Regions from separate parts of the Mus musculus genome. Here region 1 is linked to region 2. Evidence: chromatin loops called from intact Hi-C (ENCODE). Cell type or tissue: gastrocnemius. All regions are shown on one strand.

Region 1 (2,500 bases), 190 kb before region 2:
GTGTGTGTCTCCAATAGAAATGAATGCTTATGTCTGAGGACCACACCAGCTTTACTTATAATAACTCCAACATGAAAACAATCTATATGTCCACCCACAGTTGACTATGGGATAGTCATACCATGCAATAGGAGTACACATTTTTTAATGGCCAGAAGCAAGAATATAAATAATTTTCACACACTAATACCGAGTGGAGGTATTTTCTTTCCTTTTGTTGTTGTTTTGTTTCATTTTTGTTATGTTTTTTGGTTTGTTTTGGTTTTGGTTTATTGAGACAAGGTTTCTCTGTGTAGCTCTGGCTGTCCAGGAACTCACTCTGTAGACCACCAGGGTGGCCTGAAACTTACAGAGATCTGTCTGCCTCTGCCTCTCAAGTGCTGGAATAACAGGCATGTGTTCCTGGGCCCACCATGATTTGTATGCTTTAACCACAATGTAGTCTATATCTTGTAACAAACGTAAAGAAAATAATGGAATAATAATGCATGTTCTCTGGATGAGTAAGTGAAGGATTGAAATCATGAGCTGCATCTGCAAAGAAGCGAAGAAGAAGGCTTTGCAGCGTGGTGGCATTCCGTTTTAGAGCAGTGGTCTTAAGCCTCTTCGTATGTTAATGATGTCCAAAGGATTGTTACTGAACTTCCTTCGCTTAATACCACTGCCTTTGCATATTAGTGCTGCTTAAGTAAAGAAAGTTACTAGCAGTAAAAGATGTGACGCATACCTTATGGGTCTGACGTTCAATTCACTGTGAGGCGTATATTGAGCCCTTTCAGAACTGCAAAGCTTCGCTAATGTCCTTCTCCGTGTGGTTTTTAATCCCTTGATGCTTTACGGGATGCGAATCCAAACTAATTCTTCAGACTCTTGAGGAGAGTGGAGAAGTTGGCACTCCCGTGCTTACAAACAGCATCACAAACCGCCCAGCACGTGATTGCCCAAACCACCCAGAGTGAAGGAGTCCTAATTGCTGGGCGGCCTGGACAGGGGACGTGCCTCTCCCATCCTTCTCCAGATGGGGTTGGCTAAGCAGCCACTCACCCAGCCAGCCGGATTGCCAAGAGCTGCCAAGGAACTCCAGTGGGTGACCCACTGCAGCTGCACCCCTGCTATTACAGAAACCGGACCAGGCTCCGGTTGGGGGGGGGCAGTTCCCGACATGTCCGGTAGGGGGCGGCGCTGCGCCGCATCCGGGGGCGAGGGGCGGGATTGTGGTACCCGAGGCTCCCGAGACCTCTGCACCTGGCCGCGCGGGGGCACTGTGGAGCGACCCAGCCAGCTCCCGCCTCCCAGCCTTGCTTAGTCGCTGTCCTTTAACCCTCCACTGTCCCTCGCAGGGGCAAGGGGGCGGGGTCCGGCGCCGAGCGTGATAGGGCAGGCAAGCGAGCGCCCAGGTGAGTTCTTCCAGCACCGCTGGGCCCCGGGGAGGACTGAGTCTGAGCCCGCAGAAGAGGCACAAGAGGAGATGCCGTTGTCGCCACCATCGCAGGGCGACCCCAGGGAGGCCAGCCCGTCCAAGGCCCCCAAGAAACACCCCACCTTCCATATCTGGCGCTCCAAGAAGAAGCAGTCTCCATCGTCCAGCTGTGGGGTGTTTATCCCTCACCCGCCCGGGGCTTTCGGGGAGACCAGGTAAGCGCTGAGTGTTCCGATCCCCTCCTGCTCCGTGGCTCAGCCGGTTTTGCAAAGTTCGTCCCGCCCCGAAACTATACCACAGGGTCCAGGACCCTCAGCCTGTACTCTAGAGTCTCATTCATGGGACCTTAGTTTTGACTTTCTTAAGTCTGCACCTGCAGCTGAGAAAAGCAGGGCAGCCAAGGGTTGGAATCAAAAATGAATGCCTTTAGGAATGCCTTGGAGCTCTGGAAATACTCTAATTTTAGCGCCTTAATCGTAAAGTACCTCATGTTCATGGATATTAGTCTCCACTATTCTCACAGATCCAGAGGAGGAGGAAGTAGAGGGGCTAGCTGACTCTATTAAATGGATAGAGAAAAGGTGGCCTTGGGGTAAATGTCCCCCAGAGACTCAGTGAGTAGCCAAACCAGGGAGTACCTCGTTCTTAAAATATAAGGATTGCGACTGTACCTTAGTGACAGGGTGCTGGCCCAGCTTGTGACAGTCCCAAGGTTCACGTCTCAACACCAAAAGGAAAAAAACTTGGCTCCTGTTTTAAATTATACATAGATTGTGTGTGTGTGTGTGTGTGTGTGTGTGTTGGTTTTATTGTGCATGTGTAACTTTCAGTTATCCTATCAGAATTGATGGTTAGTTTCCTGTCTATCAAAATGTAATAACACACGACTCTTGGTATTTTATTCAAGAGAAAACAAACTGATACCAAAGTGACAAGTAGATTTTCCTTCTCGAACCTTTCTGTGTTTTAGGCCATCAGGAAACACTTCATTCTGTCCTTCAGAACTCCGAGGAACTCTGTGTTAACAAAAGCTCTGGAAACAAATGTACTTGCCAGCCCTTGGGATATTTTTCTAGTCTG
Region 2 (2,500 bases):
TTTGAAAAAGCCCACCCACCCAGTATTTGGGAACACAGTGGTCGGGCACTGTTGCTGTTTGCAAGTAAATGAAGGGAAGCTTAGTCGTGGTACTGGAATAAGTTATCATTTATTTGTTCGTTATAGTCACTTTATGTTTATTTTGGGTCACTCTAGTCTAGGCTGCCCTTTAACTCTGGGCAGCTCACCTACCTCAGCATCCTAAATTCTGAAATTATAGGCCTATCCTCTGCCACACCTAGGTGCCTTCAGTGGTTAACACCCTGGCTATTCCCCAACAGGAGAGGATGTACCAGTGGGCTGGTGGTCGTCAGGGGCCACAGCATGCCACCTATGCACTGAGAACAAGGAAGTCAGTGCAAAGAAACCGTGACAGCTCGGTCCTTAAGACACTCTGGACATGGGAAACAGGGCACTGGTAGCTACACAGGAAGCAGCCCTGCTTTACAGTCCTGGTGGTCCCGGTCGGTAGGCGGCCAACCCACTCAGTAGTGAGAGGAAACACAAAGCCCGAGGAGCTAGAGGGTGCTCAGAGAGGCAGAATGAAGGAAGGGAGAGAGGGAGGGAGGGAGGGAGGGAGGGAGGGAGGGAGGGAGGGAGGGAGGCAGGCAAATGCAGACAGCATCAAAAATTAAGTGATGTGACTATAGGCTTCATAGAAACCAAGCTCTTCGCATAAAAGGCAAGTGGAAGCTTGGGTGTGGGAAATGGACAGCTAGAGGTAGCCTCCCTCCCTCCCTCCTTCCTTCCCTCCCTCCCTGTGTCTATAGTCATACAGAGGCCCAGCTCACAGACAGCTCCAAGTGTGAACCATTTGAGAAGCACTGACCCCGGCAGGCCTTTATTCCTATAGGATCATTCATGCTGCCAGCATCGTGTGGTTTTGAGACTTCCTTGTGCTGGTGAAGGCAGACTTGGATCTATCCCTAGCCTCACCTTCCCTAAGAATGAGCCCCAGAAAAATTTAACTAAGTTGGAAAGATAAGGTATTGAGTAAATGTGTGTTGGGGGAAGGGGATAACAATATTTAGTTCCCCGATGCAGCTGAACAAACCTTGTGTTTCTAAGCTCACTGTGGTCCTTAGGGCACTCATTTAATTTTTGTCTTCACTATGTGCCAGGCTGTTAGACACTGGGTACCAAAGTGAAGAAAATGGCTGTCTCTGCTATCTATGGGACTCTTTAGAGCCCCACCCTCTGGAGTGAAGGTGCTAGCCTGTAGGTTTGTGGGTTCTCTGTGGCTTCTGCCATGTGAAGCAGCAACTTTCTTGTGCCCCTGAATTTAGGTTTCTCAGAATGTGGGGAAACAGTGCCACCTTCTGGACAAGAGCAGGCTGCATGGCCAGCACCCTAGCAAGAAAAGCATGGGCCCAGCTCTCTGCTCTTCTGTGGTTTTCCTTTGTTAGGCTAAGTCTTATCAAGTCTTTCCTCTTGCCTTGTATGTGGGGAGTGAGTTGTTTTAGTGAATGCTGGCATAGGACTCCAGACCAGGTATCCTATGACAACAGCGGAAGCCGACTCATGATACCAACGCCTGGTAGGGCAAATCAAACTACTATGTAAGACACAGACACTAAACACTAGCCAACAGAGAAAAGGTAGCTCCAGGCAATTAACCCGATGCTGGTCTTAACTCTGTAACGTTTCTGCTTCAGCCACACCAGACAGCGTCTTTTTAGTATAAGCTGCCATTTAATGGAACAGTAGTGATTTATTCTAATTAGGATGTAAACTTTCTTTCAAATTATACCTCCTCAGTCCAATGTGCCAAGAACTCAAATATACCTGTAACAACAGAACTGCTCTCAGACAGATGGGTGGGGATGGGTGCTACCTCAGAATGCACAGGTGACAGGTGTGTCAGGACTACTGGCAGTGGTAGCCTGAGACCTAGCCTTCAGGGAAGGAAGCTTAAAGAAAAGTAACCTCTCCTACCTGTCTCTAAACACATGGCAGGATTCTTCACTTTAAGTATTCACCCATCCCTCACTGTCTTCTGTATTGGTCAGTAGAAATGTCTCCTAAAAGAAAAAAAATGTTCTAAATTCTTTTCAAATGTAAAACAATTATTCAGATTGCTACTCAAGAACTTTGTGATGCTAACAACACTAAACACAGGAAGCGTGTAAAGGCACCAGATGCTCAAGAATGAAAAGACAGCGTCCTTAAGATTGGAGTCTGTTGTCTTTATAAAAAAAAATAAAATTAGGTGTATCAATGTGCCTGAGTGTTTTATGCACATGTATGTCTGTGCACTTGAATGTCTGGTGTCCTCCAAGGTCCAAAAAGAACTCTGGATTCCATGGCATCAATTGTTGGTGGTTTTGAGCTACCATATTGGTGCTGGGAGTCTAACCCAGGACCTCTGCAAGAACAAGACGTGTGCTAAGTGCCACACCACGTCTCCAGCTGAGGCCTGTGTGTCTTGGTGTTGGGCAGGACTTGCTGGGGCTGAAAGCGAGGCTTGCAAGCTTTTCCTGGTTCTGTGCACTGCACTGCA

Evidence for each region. Peaks named below come from ENCODE experiments on the same cell type or tissue, not always from the same donor. Only the 100,000 strongest peaks of a DNase experiment are listed, where the experiment ranks them.
Region 1: a loop joins it to region 2, with 8 times the contacts of the local background. A loop is called at or near these places in 12 of 42 quality-filtered maps.

The regions. Positions count from the first base shown.
Region 1 is chr10:44,147,728-44,150,227 of GRCm38, reverse strand. Crybg1 (crystallin beta-gamma domain containing 1) reads left to right here and starts at 1,400. Exons shown (of 22, transcript NM_001368305.1): 1 at 1,400-1,635. The coding sequence starts at 1,469. In gastrocnemius, a CTCF peak has its summit at 1,181 (motif pointing right); a DNase peak (open chromatin) is centred at 1,274; H3K4me3 peaks cover 561 bases.
Region 2 is chr10:43,952,914-43,955,413 of GRCm38, reverse strand. All of the region lies in intron 21 of Crybg1 (crystallin beta-gamma domain containing 1), which reads left to right. Among named protein-coding and RNA genes, the nearest start is that of Gm40636, 14 kb to the left of the region's middle. In gastrocnemius, a CTCF peak has its summit at 1,322 (motif pointing left); a DNase peak (open chromatin) is centred at 1,304.